Regions from separate parts of the Homo sapiens genome. Here regions 2, 3 and 4 are each linked to region 1. The links are chromatin contacts, found by Hi-C or POLR2A ChIA-PET in ENCODE. All regions are on one chromosome and are shown on one strand. The core of a region is the stretch at or near the end of the contact, and the rest is flanking DNA. Distances in the headings are between cores, read along the strand shown. Region 1 overlaps INPP4A (inositol polyphosphate-4-phosphatase type I A). Region 2 holds the start of DUSP2 (dual specificity phosphatase 2). Region 3 has its middle 18 kb from the start of DUSP2. Region 4 overlaps NCAPH (non-SMC condensin I complex subunit H).

What was found. A loop is a pair of places that touch in the nucleus more often than their neighbours do. ChIA-PET counts read pairs that join two places held with the same protein, here RNA polymerase II (POLR2A). Pooled maps may share reads with other maps.
Region 2: a map with no recorded cell type shows a loop between it and region 1 (12-fold over the local background). The contact joins the promoter of DUSP2 here to the enhancer-like site in region 1. A Hi-C loop is called at or near these places in 12 of 37 single-sample maps with no recorded cell type and 7 of 50 pooled maps.
Region 3: a loop to region 1 is called in a map with no recorded cell type, with 13 times the contacts of the local background. The contact joins two enhancer-like sites. A Hi-C loop is called at or near these places in 11 of 37 single-sample maps with no recorded cell type and 3 of 50 pooled maps. POLR2A ChIA-PET finds 5 or more read pairs at or near these places in 1 of 52 experiments (GM10248).
Region 4: a pooled map shows a loop between it and region 1 (3-fold over the local background). The contact joins two enhancer-like sites. A Hi-C loop is called at or near these places in 1 of 37 single-sample maps with no recorded cell type and 2 of 50 pooled maps. POLR2A ChIA-PET finds 5 or more read pairs at or near these places in 1 of 52 experiments (T-cell).

What each region holds. Positions count from the first base shown.
Region 1 is chr2:98,463,240-98,466,556 of GRCh38, forward strand. All of the region lies in intron 1 of INPP4A (inositol polyphosphate-4-phosphatase type I A), which reads left to right. Among named protein-coding and RNA genes, the nearest start is that of INPP4A, 20 kb to the left of the region's middle. RefSeq lists enhancers at 55-570, 757-806, 2,057-2,196, 2,207-2,516, 2,615-3,179. Within about 2 kb of position 1,797, at least 25 of the 41 ENCODE cell types and tissues checked have a DNase peak (open chromatin) inside an H3K27ac peak, as active enhancers do.
Region 2 is chr2:96,143,719-96,147,035 of GRCh38, forward strand. It overlaps DUSP2 (dual specificity phosphatase 2), which reads right to left and starts at 1,722. Exons shown (of 4, transcript NM_004418.4): 1 at 1,249-1,722; 2 at 1,043-1,164; 3 at 436-655; 4 at 1-319. The coding sequence starts at 1,636. The coding sequence ends at 105. RefSeq lists enhancers at 652-701, 1,104-1,605, 2,402-3,281 and a silencer at 1,332-2,091.
Region 3 is chr2:96,162,068-96,165,384 of GRCh38, forward strand. No RefSeq gene overlaps it. Among named protein-coding and RNA genes, the nearest start is that of DUSP2, 18 kb to the left of the region's middle. RefSeq lists enhancers at 1,531-1,810, 2,691-2,740, 3,001-3,080. Within about 2 kb of position 1,829, at least 10 of the 41 ENCODE cell types and tissues checked have a DNase peak (open chromatin) inside an H3K27ac peak, as active enhancers do.
Region 4 is chr2:96,342,523-96,345,839 of GRCh38, forward strand. NCAPH (non-SMC condensin I complex subunit H) reads left to right here. Exons shown (of 18, transcript NM_015341.5): 4 at 234-326; 5 at 644-782; 6 at 1,583-1,707. Among named protein-coding and RNA genes, the nearest start is that of NCAPH, 8.4 kb to the left of the region's middle. Within about 2 kb of position 1,714, at least 4 of the 41 ENCODE cell types and tissues checked have a DNase peak (open chromatin) inside an H3K27ac peak, as active enhancers do.

The DNA.
Region 1 (3,317 bases), core at 547-3,046:
CTGCCTGGCCTATCAAGCGGCCAACTCAAGCTGCAGGTGCAAGGGCAGATGGTTCTGCAGGGACCTTAATGACAGCCAGGCCCAGGAACACACAGTGCTTGTGTGGAAGTCTACATTTCAGCTGTGATGGTGTCTCGCTGAGGCTGGTTCTGGCCATGCCCTCCCAGCATTTCAGCTGTTCCAACCAAGGTGCTCTACATCTCAGAGGGAAGGCAACGGCCTGGGCAGCACGTTGCACGTACATTTTGGAGTCATGTTGGTTGGTGGTCTTCAGTTTCTGAATCTGTGATATGGCATGGTCATTCATCACAGGCGAGGTGATGCAAAGTTACCAACTGGGAGCACACCTGCCCCTTCTCATTCACTCACGCAGCAGGTAGTTTTCAGGCACAAAGGAATTGACTTGTGGAGCTGGCCCTGGGGTCTGTCTGTAGGAGAGCAGGAAGTAGTAGCCACCTGCGGAGGGCTCACAGGCATGTGCCTGCGAGACTGCTTACAAGCCCCTGTGCGGGATTTAGGGCAGACCAGAGCCATGAGCGTCCATGGTCAAGTGAAGGTCTGGTAGGTGTGAGCTGTTAGCCCTAGGGTCTGCTGCATGCGGTGCCAGGGGCTGAGGAATGCTGAGGCAGCTTTTCCTCCAGTCTCTGCTCGCTCCGTGCACAGCCCTTGTCTCCTGCCTGATAGTGGTCAGTAGTCAGTTGGCTTAGGGTACACGGTCTCCACCCAGTGAACCTGGCGCTGGCAGAAGCTTGTAGAAGAATGGGTGCAAAAAAGATATCTCAGAGGGCCTGCAGATGGCTGTTTTTAGGAAGTGAATAGGCTTCTTCTTTTTCTTCATTTTTTCTTTAAGATACTCTTGAGGTTTTGAGGCTCCACCCTGAGCTCTTTGTGGCTGAGGGCTGCTGTGGCTTGATGAAGGGGACAGTCTTCAAATCTTGCACAGGCTGGGGAAGGTTGGGACAGCACAGCCCTGAGTCTCGAACAAAATGGGGCAGAGGGGAGGGCAGGAGAGCCGTCAGATTCATGGGGCCACATCCTCGCAGCAACCCAGGGGAAGCTGAGGCCCCAGGGTCTGCATGATGGAGGCCGAGCACGACGGAGGAAGTGGAATTATTGCACATGGTGGGTTTCGACACTTGGGACTCGCTCCTCAAAGAGGAAAATCGAGAGTGGGGGTGCACAGAGCAAGGGCTGAAGAAACAAAAAGCAGGGGGTTTAGGGGAGAGATAAACCTCTTTGCATGAGTCAAGCTGAAAAGCAGTTTGGAAGGTCAAGTGCTAGCCAGTGTCTTTTTTTGCCTGCCCAGCCTCTTCTTCTGCCATGTCTGCCCTGACAGGGGCAGAGTTCTCAGTTCCCATGTCAGAACTCGGCACCAGCTTCTCTGTTGACAGTTGCAAGGCCTGTGGCTGAGAGAAGTACTTGTGCTGTGTTTCTGCAAGGTAAGATGGCCCTGATCACAGCTCATGATGCCTGAGATCAGGAGGGTCTGCTCCATGAGATATCAGCAGAGGCCATCCTGTGAAATATTTTAACTAATTGAACTGAATGTTGAAGACAAGGCCTGTGGCAGTGTTGTATTTATATGTGACAAGCCGAGAGTCCTTGGACAACCTTGGAAACTCCTTTTTAGGACAGAATCAACTGAGACGATACACACGAAGGAGCTTTTGTGAGCAGAGTACAGAGCTCGTTATTGCAGTACAAGGTTGTAGGTTTTCACACAGCTTTTGAGGATGGGTTGGTGGCCCAGGGAGGATGTCAGGAACTGTCCTTCACTAATGGGGATTCTCGAGTTCCTACCACGTGCCAGATAGCGTGCTGATTGCTTTGTATCCACTTCCCTTTTAATCCCTTGTATTAGCTTCCTGTGGTTGCTGTAACAAACTCGGTGGCTTAAAGCGAAAGGAACTTATTCTCTCACTGTTCTGGCCTCCAGAATCACTGGGCTGAATCAAGCTGTGGGCAAGGCCATGTTCCCTCCAGTAGCTTAGGGCGGAATCCATTCTGTGGCTGCTGGCTTGCCTCGGCTGCCGGCCCCTTCCTCATCTTCACACCAGCAGGGTAACATCTTCTCTCCGTGACTCCGCTTCTCTCTGCTTCTGTCACACGGCCCTCTCTTCTCTCCGAAATCTCCTGCCTTCATATAAGGACATTTGTGATGGCATTTGGGGCCTACCAGTGTAATCTAGGATAATCTCATCTCAAGATTCGAAACTTAATTGAGTCTGCAAATCCTTTGCTGTATAAGGTAACATTAATAGGTTCCAAGGATTTGAACGTGAACCTCTTTTGCAGGGGGCATTATTTGACCTGCCATACCTCACAGCAGCCTGATGAGGACCATACTGTCCCACATACAGTGGGCTTAATGAGGAAGCTGAGGCTTGGGGAGGCCTAGGGGTGGCCATGGTCCTTTCCTCTCCCAGACTCTGGGGTAGCTGACTCTGGGGTCATTTTGTCATGTTGCTGGGCACTCACTTGGTGAACAGATAATCCCCTGTCATTTTACTATGTTGTTACATGGGTTTGAAAAAAGAGTTTTTCAACTCTCTGGCTGAGCCCCTGTTCCTGTGAGGGCCTGTGGTTTTTCCTCCCGGCTCCACCCTGGTTTCGGCGCAGTACTTGAGCAGACGGTGGCTTGGGTCTCACTCTAGCGCCCTCCCCCTTCCTCTCTGGCTGTGTGCCCAGGCTGGCCCTGCCCACCTTGCTCAGTCTCTGCTCCATCTGCCACAAGTCTCACTCCAGCCCTCCCCCCAGTAGCTTAGGAAGGGACCTTCTTGTTACGTTTTTTGTTTTGTTTTGTTTTTTGTTTTTTTGTTTTTTTGAGATGGAGTCTCACTCTGTTGCCCAGGCTGGAATGCAGTGGCGTGATCTCTGCTCACTGCAACCTCTGTCTCCTGGATTCAAGCGATTCTCCTGCCTCAGCCTCTTGAGTAGCTGGGACTACAGGCGTACGCCACCATGCACAGCTAATTTTTGTATTTTTAATAGAGATGGGGTTTCACCATGTTGGCCAGGTTGGTCTTGAACTCTTGACCTCAAGCAATCTGCCCGCCTTGGCCTTCCAAAGTGCTGGGATTACAGGCGTGAGCCACCGTGCCCGGCCTTGTTATGTTTTTTAAGCTAACCCTGTAGAGCACTCACTGTGCACCAGCACCTGTTGGCTCAAGGGGGTGACAGACATTCCCTATCACAGATTACAATGAGTCACCGGCATTTTTGGAATTTCACTAAGCGTCGTTGCTGTGCTGTGCCTCAGCATGCAGCACTTCATTTAATCCTCTGGACACCTTGAATGATAAGTGTCTGTCATCCCA
Region 2 (3,317 bases), core at 472-2,971, 2.3 Mb before region 1:
GCCCTGCCAGAGGTGAGGGGACTGTGCTGGCCCAGAGGGGAGCCCACCAGTCCACAGTCAGCTCCTGCCAGCACAGTGGGGCAGGCAGGCAGAGGGGCACCACCTCAGTGACACAGCACCTGGGTCTCAAACTGCAGCAGCTGCCCCATGAAACTGAAGTTGGGGGAGATGACCCCCCGGCGCTGCTTAACGAAGTCAAAGGCCTCGTCCAGCCGCACACGGCGACTCTGCATGAGGTATGCCAGACAGATGGTGGCAGAGCGCGAGATACCCGCCTGGCAGTGCACCAGCACCCGGCCTCCGCTGTTCTTCACCCAGTCTGCAAGGGAGATGGGGGAGTGGTGTCAGACGGAATGTGCACAGCCCAGGAGACAGGTGCCCCCAGTCCTCTCCTCTGGAGCCCCTCGGGATTTCTGGGCAGAGGTGCCCCCTTACCAATGAAGCCTATGGCCTCCTGGAACCAGGCACTGATCTCCACCATCTGGTTGTCCTCCACAGGGATACTCTTGTAGCGGAAAAGGCCCTCAAAGTGGTTGGGGCAGCTGGCGGACACGTTGAGGACGGCTGTGATGCCACAGGCCTGCAGCCCCTGCAGGTCTGACGAGTGACTGCAGCTGCCCAGGAACAGGTAGGGCAAGATCTCCACAGGGCCACCCTGGAGGGAACAGAGGGGCGGTGAGGCCTTTCCAGCCCAGCCCCGGAGAGCTGGAGCAGCAGCGGGTGGAGACCCCATGGGCTGGCCGAGACAAGAGGACTCCTCAGCCAGTCCTCCTGACCTGAGACAGGTCTCAGGAATGTGCGGAGGACACACCGGGACATACATTTCCCTTCATGCTCCCAACATACACATGCAAACATACACAGACCCATACAGGCACGCGCGAGCAGCCATGCCCCACCCCCTCCCCCAACACACACACGTATAAAAGTGTGTGTATATGGGCAAACTGCTCGCATCCCCAAATGGCAGGCTCTTTCCCTAGAGGCGCCCAGTCCGCGGCGGGGAGAGAGGGAGGTTCGGGGGAGGGGGGTCAATACTCACCTGGTCGTAGACAGGAGCCCTGGAGTCGGAGCGGCTGGTTTTGTCCCCTGTTGGCGGCAGCGCAGGGGCGGGGGCCTCAGAGCACAGATCGGGACAGCAGCCCTGGAAGCCGTCGAAGCCTCCTGCAAGGAGGGGAAGAGCACGATCAGCAGGGAAAGCCGGGCTGGAGTCGGGTGGGGCGGGCCAAGGGCGGCCGGCTTGCTCACCTCGCAGGAAGTACACGGCAGTGGGCCCCGCGCGGGTCTCGTGCAGCAGCGCGGCCAGCAGCACATGAGCCGGGCTGTCGGGCCGGAGCTCCGCCACCGAGGCACTGCCCTCGTCCAGCACCACGGCCCGCGCCAGCTCCCCGCGGACCAGGCGCGTCCGCAGCGCGCGGTCGGGCAGCAGGCAGGCGAGAACGGCGGCAGGAGGGCCGCGCGCGCGGCGCCGCAGCAGCGCGTTCCAAGGCACTGGCCGCGCGGCGCGCACGTGGCGCCGGCAGAAGGCCAGGAAGGGGCGGCAGTCCAGCAGCAGCGTGCGTTCCGCCTCCCGCGGATCCCGCAGCAGCGTGCCCAGCGCCGCGCACTCCAGCTCGCGCGCCGCCTCCAGCCCCATGGCCACCGGTGCCTCTTCCTCTTCCTTTCGGTCTTTCCCGCGTCCCGGGCTCTCGTGGCGGTGGCGCTGCCCGAGCGGTCGACTCCGGGCGCCCTCCGCGGCGGCCCGGGTTAAGTACCCGTGGGCCGGCCTCCGGGGCACCATACAAGGGCAGAGCAGGAAGGCGCTGGCGCCCGCGCCCGCCCCCGCCCCTCACGTGGGGCGCAGTCTGGGCTGACCTGGAGACTTCGGGGCGGGGGGGAGGTTGAGGGGGAAGGCAGGGCGCGGGGACCAACACACCGGGAGGAGGCGGGGACCAGCGACTAAGGGAAGGGAAGGTGTTACCCGGAGTCGGAGGGACTAGCACCCCTCCGTTTTTGCGCCCACCCTTTGACCTGTCCCAAGCCACTCAGTCCTGGGGAACCCAGCTTCTCAGATGCAGGTCCCCCTTTAGGGCCAACGATGACCCTTGGAGTACCCCACCCCCTAACCCCACGCTTCCTCTGCCTTTTCCCTTTCCCTCCCAGAATTTTCCTCTTAGAAATTTGTCACCACAAACATTGACAAATGCCTGCTGCCACGGGTGATTTCTACACTGGATGATGGGGGGGGTCCCTGCTGAGATGTCCTATTTCTCATCTATTTGGAGACCTTGAGCCAGAGGGACTTTCTCTCTCCTCCCCCTCCCCACCCCCCATTGCCTGGATAAGACCAGTACTCAGGGTCTTGCAGTAGGTTGGTGGCCAAGCTAGGCCAGAACACAGTCCCCGGGGCCCAGGCCCCTGGGCTTGGGCCGAAGGGAAATGAGGGGGGGTCCCAGGGCCTTTCATGGGGAAAGCAGGGGTCTGTGACTGGTTTCCAGTTATGTGTAGGGCAAAGCTTCTTCCTCCTGGGTGCAGGGAAAGCCCCCAGGCCCCAGAGAGAAGTACTTCCCCCTGCCACAAGCCCGCCCTGGAGGGAAGTCCGCTGACGCTCCCGGCCCTCCCCAGGCCTGCGGGGATTTCAAGACCTTGGCAAGGGGAAGAGGGAGAAGCAGAACAGAACTGGCCTCCCCCATCCTAGGCCTCCCTGTCCAGCCCCGCCGGGCAGCAAAGTCCAGGGCTAGCACTGCACCCGGAGGACTGGGGGCCTGGGTATCCCCTCCATTCCGCCCTCCCCCAGCCCTGCTGCCGGATGTGGTGAGGCCCAGGTGTGCGTGGGGTGTCTGAGCCACAAGAATTGTTGGCAGTGAACTCCCAAACTCAAGCAGAGAAGTTGAGGTGGGTGGAGACAGCGTCACTGCGCTGGAGCTGCCCTCGCCCTGCCCCCAGCTGCGTGGGATTTCAGAACCCACCCTCCAAGCCCCCAGTCTCCTGAGGCCCTCCTCCGTGCCCTCTGAAAGACCCTTCCGGCTCCCCCACAGACCCCTGTGTCCAGACCGTCTTGAAGAGTGACAGCTGGGACCTGTGGAGAGCCCGCAGCCCTTCTGGACTTGTCTGCCCTGAGTTCCTCACAGCAGTGTGCTGTATGCCTGGTTGTGTGCAGGGCAGCATCGTACCTGTGCAGTTCCACTATGTGTGAGAAGGAGCTGGAGCTTGTGTGTGCTGGGGTCAGAGCCGATGCAGAGGAGAAAAGCCCCAAGGACTCCAAAGGTCCCTGGGGCCACGTCACCCTCTCAGTGTCTCCATCTGTAAGGGGAGCACATCATGGTGCAGCGGCTCTT
Region 3 (3,317 bases), core at 579-3,078, 2.3 Mb before region 1:
TCAAACAACACAACAGGAAAGGGGCAAAGAATAACAACACAGAATTCACAGACCAAGAAATGCAAATCTCCAGTAATCCACAAAAGCCATGCTCTACCCACTGAAACAAGGCAGCGCGATGATCCACCCATCAGGTTGGCAAACATTCAAATACTGGGAAGGGTGGTGAATGAGTGAACTTGTGCTCTTTTGGTGGGAGTGTAAGTTGGTTGATAACGTGTGTTTAAAGAAAGCAATTTGACAGAACCTATCCAAATGTTTAAAGCACATGCTCTTCAACCCTGCAACCTCTCTTCTGGGTGAAGAAACTTGTCCAAAGATTTCCAAGGCAGCATTGTCTGTATTGGGAGGAAAAATGGAATACAAAGTTTTTACACTTCTATCAAGTATCTGTAAAAACAAATAATGAGGTAAATCTACACACACTGATCTAGAACAAGCTTCAAGATACAGTGAAGACAAGTGAGTTGCAAAATAAGTTCGTATAGTATGATCCCATTTCAATAAAAACAAAAAAGAGAAAGCTGTACATTCTTGTTTGTTTTTTGGTTTGTTTTGTTTCAGTTTTTTTTTTTTTTTCTTTTTTAGACAGCTCTGTCACCCAGGCTAGAGGGCAGTGGTGCGATCACAGCTCACTGCAGCCTCAACCTCCCGGACACAAGCCATCCTCCCACCTCAACCTCCTGGGTAACTGGGACCACAGGCGCACATCACCACACCCGGCTAATTTTTTGTATTTTTGGTAGAGATGGAGTTTCACCGTGTTGCCCAGGCTGGTCTCGTGGGCTCAAGCAATCTGTCTCGACCTCCCAAAGTGCTGGGATTACAGGCGTGAGCCACCGCACCCGGCCTACATTCTACATGAACATAAATGTGTATGAAAAGCTCTAGGACAAAAAGTCTGGTTACAAATCAAGGAAAAAGCGTTGAACCACCAGAAGGGGATGGTGACTCAGTGAGCCTCGTGGCACCCCTCAGTTGGGGCTGCTGGGGAAGTGGGGGGACAAGCCTTCCACTAAGTGAGACTTGACTGTGGTCTGGACTGTGAAGGAGGACCCCGAGGCTGGCTGAAGGTGTGGGGGAGCCATGGACCTGACAAGGAAAGAGAATGATGGGCCAGAGGGGAGGCTGCAGACCTCAGAGAGGAGGGATCTCAGGAAAAGCCCTGAGCAGGCCAAGGGGGGCAGGCTCAGGCTAGGTGGGCACAAAGGCCCCGGTGACATTGACCACACCACTCAGGCCGGGGGTTTCCTCTGCGCCCTGTGCTGGCCGACCTGCCCGGAATGGCTTCACCCACCCCTCCCCTGCCCATCCTTGAGACCCCTCAGGTTTCGCTTCCTCCAGGAAGGCTTCCCAGATCCCCAGGCTGAATCAAGGGCTTCTCCCAGAGCCTCCCAGAGCTTGGGCTCGCCTCTGGCCTTCACAGGCCTCATCAAGGCACCCACCCAATACTGGTGCCTCCCTGAAGCCAGCGAGTGGGCCTTGGCGGGTTCGCTTTCCCCACACCTGGCTCAGGCCTGGCCTGCAGTGTTGGCTGATGGACAGCTGGTGAGCTATTTACCCTGTTTCTCCATTGGTGGCCTTGGGTAGGTACCAGGCCTCCCTGGGGGAGCCGGGAGCCCTTATTAAGGTTTGATCCCCATCTCTCTGAAAGGCAACATCCTGTCCTTCTCTTGCCCACCATCCCAGTGCAGGGGTCAGATTCTGCCCTGGCCAACAGCCAGGCCAAATGGGGGAGGCCTGTCTCCAAGCAGGATGTAAGGGCTCCCACGCAGCCCAGGGTCTTTTTCCGTGGCTCAGAACATGCTGTACCAGGTGGCCGCCTCTGCTGGGTGTCACCTTGCTTCTCACAGCCCCCTCTCTGCTCACATCCTGTTTCCACCCCTCCAACACTGCTGGGCCCCGCGCCCCCAGCCTCCGCCCCCAGCTGCTGGGTTTTCACGTGGCCTTTCCTGGGTTGCTGTAGGGGCACAGGCCTCTTATTTTTAGCTCCTTGGGGGCTGAAGGAATTTACATCTGAGTCTGCTCTCCTGAAGAGACAGACGGTTTCAAATGTGTCTAATGTGGTCTCCCGGGCAGCCTCAGCCTAGGCCAGCACTAAGGCAGAGGGGAAGGAGTGAGACGGCCAGCCCAGCATCCGGAGGCACACCATGTGGCCTCAGGCAGGGCCCGCAAGCCAGCTGAGCCCCACTTTCCTCAGCTACTAAGTGGGAACCCTGGGGAGGTGACCCCACTGCTGTGAGCCAGGAATAAGGATGCCCATGGGATGGGCAGGGAGGCCCTGGAGATGCCCATGTCAGGGGAAGGAGCCCTCACTCTGGGCCGGAGCCTCACCTACCACACCACCCTGCACAAGTCTATCACACATTTGTTATTTTCCCTAATTATCCCAGAAATCCCCCAACACTAGGAAATTTGGAACACACAGAAAAGATGGCAGAAGACAGAAATGCGTTGCTCATAACCCATCACAGTTCCTATGTGGAGCTGCCCCTCTCTGAGCCCTTTGCAATGCCCTCAGAACGAAAGGCAGGAGGGGAGGTCCCTTACTGAAAACAAAAGCCTACTGTTAGCCCAATAGGGCCTGGCAGGGAGCCCCAGGCAGTGTCCACCAGCCCTCCTCAGGCAGCATCAAGGGACCCAAGCCCCTCTCCCCCTTCCCTTCCTCCTTCCCGGCTGATCCCAGCAGCCCTTCCCTGGTGGCGGCGCTCCCAGAGCCCTGCAGTTTTTCCCCTCCCGAGGTGGGTCCAGGGATGGGCTGTAAGGCCGGGCCTGCCCCCAGGAGACCGGAGACCGCAGCACACATCCTGCAGTGAATATGACTGGTAGTCGCTGGTCCCAACCTCCTCCCTACCAGACGCAGAGGCTTACCCTACACAGACCTCTCACACTTGGCAGAGCCATGTGACTTACTCCAGCCAATGAAACACCACCTCCAGACTCAGGCAATAAAAAGCCCTGTGCGATTTTCCCACTTGCTCATCCTCTGCCATGTCGATGGAGGAGATCTTGAGTTCTCCAGGCACCGCAGCTGCATGACAGCCAGTCGGCCGCATCCGAAGGGCTCTGCCCACTTTTCGACTGGTGAAAACCCACTCCCTGTGGCCCTGTTCCACCACACCCCCAACTTCCATCCTATTTTCCAGTCTATTAAATGGTGGTGGCCACCCCACCACCACCTAGGTCCTGAGTTTCTCCTCAACCTTCAGACAGTTAGTGACATGTACGCTGTTCACTCCACTCCCATGGACCCTATTTATAATTTCATAAATAAAATAAACTATTATGAAATTATATTTTGGCATATACAAGGAATT
Region 4 (3,317 bases), core at 464-2,963, 2.1 Mb before region 1:
GCAGGGCCTGCACACACTGAGCATTCAGGAATTTTGTGCCGTCATTCCCTAGCCTTGAACATGAGGACATGCCTGTGAGGATTTGGCTCTTGACAAGTGTTTTTGGGAAGAGAGATCAGTGACAATATGTGGGTATTCCTATGTAAAGACTTAGCTTCCTCTGTTAAAAGCAGCATTATTTACATGAGCCTAGGCTATAAATAACAATCCTTTCTGCAATTTTCTGTTTTCAGAAAATCACTACCAAGAATGCTTTTGGTTTGCACTTGATTGATTTTATGTCAGAGATTCTTAAACAGAAAGACACCGAACCAACCAACTTTAAAGTAAGAAGGATGTCCACTTTCTCTTGCATCTGAATTAAATGATGATGATTTCTACTACTTGGCATAACACAGTTGAATGCTGCAAATACATGAGAGACTTCTCATTTAGATGTTATGTTAGTTAATTTACTTTCTTTTCCTAAACTGATGAAATACAGAGAGAATATATATTCTGTTTATTCCCTATCAGTCATAGAGGGATCTTTGTCATTGCTTCCTTGGGGCAAGTAAATATTTTGTGAAGCTTGCTGTGTTTTACCTGTTCAGAAGTTGTTTTTTGTGTATCTTTGTGAGTGCAGCTCTGATTGTTTGACTAGGTGGCTGCGGGTACTCTGGATGCCAGCACCAAGATCTATGCTGTGCGCGTGGATGCCGTCCATGCCGATGTATACAGAGTCCTTGGGGGGCTGGGCAAAGATGCACCGTCTTTGGAAGAAGTAGAAGGCCATGTTGCTGGTAGGTGGGTAGGGATCTGGATTTAAGTGGCTCTTTTTAGGGCATACCAGGTAGTTACTTGAGTAATATACTAGAAGAAGGTCACAAGAAATAAGTGATCTCATTTTATTGAAGACAGGGCATTTTTAGAACCATATATGGTCTTACGTGAGAAGATACTCAAACACTAAAATTATATTTCCTTGAAAAAGAGAAGGGCCTTATAAAAGCGTTTATATTTTATTTAGGCCAGGTTGTGTAAACATCACCAACTAAGGAACTTCTGATCTGGGAGTCTTTGGAAATGGACTTGCGTGAGAAGCCAAATCTAATAGTTTGGTTTCTCCATAAGTTGCAGATTAAATATGCCTGATGTTTTGAGAGAACTGCGTGTTTTTTGTTTGGTTGGGGTTGGAGTTTTGTTTTTTTTTTTTTTGAAACGAGGCTCACTTTGTCACCCAGGCTGGTATGCAGTGGTGTGATCTGGGCTCACGGCAGCCTCTGGCTCCCAAGTTCAAGTGATCCTCCTGCCTCACCACCCCAAGTAGCTGGGACTACAGGTGTGCATCTCCATGTCTGGCTAATTTTTGTACTGTTTTGTAGAGACGGGGTTTTGTCATGTTGGCCAGGCTGGTCTTGAACTCCTGAGCTCAAGTGATCCGTCTGCCTCAGCCTCCCAAAGCGCTAGGATTACAGGCATGAGCCACCACACCTGGCCTCACATGTTTAAATTACGACAGGTTTTGAAGAACTTGAGTTAGTAAGTTCATCACATGCTTCAAAGCAGCCCTTGCAGTACGCAATTGTATTTCTCCTTTTAGATGGAAGTGCTACTGAAATGGGAACAACCAAAAAGGCTGTAAAGCCAAAGAAGAAGCACTTACACAGAACTATTGAGCAGAACATAAACAACCTCAATGTCTCCGAAGCAGATCGGAAGTGTGAGGTGAGGAACTGTATGCGCAGTGTGGTTTCTGACTAATTCAGAACCTTAGGGGCTGAGACTTGGCAGGGCTAAGGCTGCCTTGCTGGTATGTGCCTGTTTAAGCCTCAAGGGAGTAAAATATTCAACTGATATCTCTGCATTATCATCTTTTAGCTTGACAGTAAAGACTAAAAGTAAGTCCCTCAGTGTTTCAGAATGATTCAAAAGGAAGAGACTGCAAATTGCTGAGAAATCTAATTGATAAAAAATTAATTTTATTTCCTAGTAAATGTAGCAGTGGTTATGTTAGCTAACATTTAATGTACACATAGTGAGCACCATGTGCTTCCTTAAGCCTGTAACCTGTATTAACTCATTTAATCCTCACAACATTCTTGTATCATTTTAGGAAGAGGTAACTGAGGCACAATGACTTGCCTGAAACGACACATCTAGTAAGTGAGCTAGAAGTTGAAGCTAAGTGGTCTAACTCCAGAATCCTAGCTTTAAATCATCTATCTAGCAAATCCTAAGGAATCGGCTTAAACAAATGGTACTGGAGGCCTCATCTATAATTAGCACAGTTAATTTAAAGCAAACAGGTGTTACTACAATTTTATTTTTTAATTCTGCCATTAAAAACATTGTTTCAGTGAACATTCTAATACATATTATCTTTGCACTCGTATGGGAGAATATCTGTAAGAAAATTCTGAGACATGGATTTTAAGTTGCCCTCAAAAAAAGGTACTAATTTACTCTCCCACTAGCAGTAGACTAGATTACTTTTCTCTCTTACCTCCACAACATTCATAAATGGTAATTAAGGTCACAAAACTAGAATTGGTCACCAAGGAAATGAATGTATATGGGAAAAAGACTGGGAGTTCCTTTTCCCCAATCTTAGGAGTTCAGAGAGCTGAAAAAACATCCAGTAGGTAGGAGGAAAACCAGAAGAGCGTGGTATCCAAATGAGAAAATATTTCAGGGAGTGGGGAATGATCAACCATGCCAAATGTGGCAACCTGAGGCCACTAATGAGCTTGGAGTGGGGGCCCCTCTGAAACTCAAGCTCAGACCTCCAGGGAAGGGCTTGGCTGGTGCTAGTGTCCCTGAGTTTGAGGGAGGGGATTGTGTGCCCAGGACCCAGACCCTGGAACGGGGGCATGCTGGCTGGTGCTGGTGTCTCAATAAGGCTGGTTCTGTGAGTGTGAAAATCTGCCAGTGGGGTTCAGCTGCTGCTACAGGTGGGCTCTGCTGCAGCCGGGGTGGAACACTGCTGGGTGACGCTCTCCTAACATGCAACCTGCAGAAAGGAGCAGTGCCTTCTCTCCCTTGGAGCCTGTAGTCTCCCTCTAGTGCCCCTACTTGGTAAACCCTAACAGGGAGCTGCCGGCAAAGCTGAATGTCCCAGACCCTGCATCACAGCCAAGGAGAGAGGGTAGGCTTAGAGCTGAGAGGCAGTAGCTTAGTAACTGGGACATGGTGAAGTGTCATGAGGATTACTGACAAAAGACTCTGGGGTGGGGAGAGAGATATATATAGAGAGAGTAAATGAAAACAAATATGCAAAATGCTACCCATTGGGTAATCTGAGTAGAAGCTTTACAGAGATTCGTATTACTGTTTCA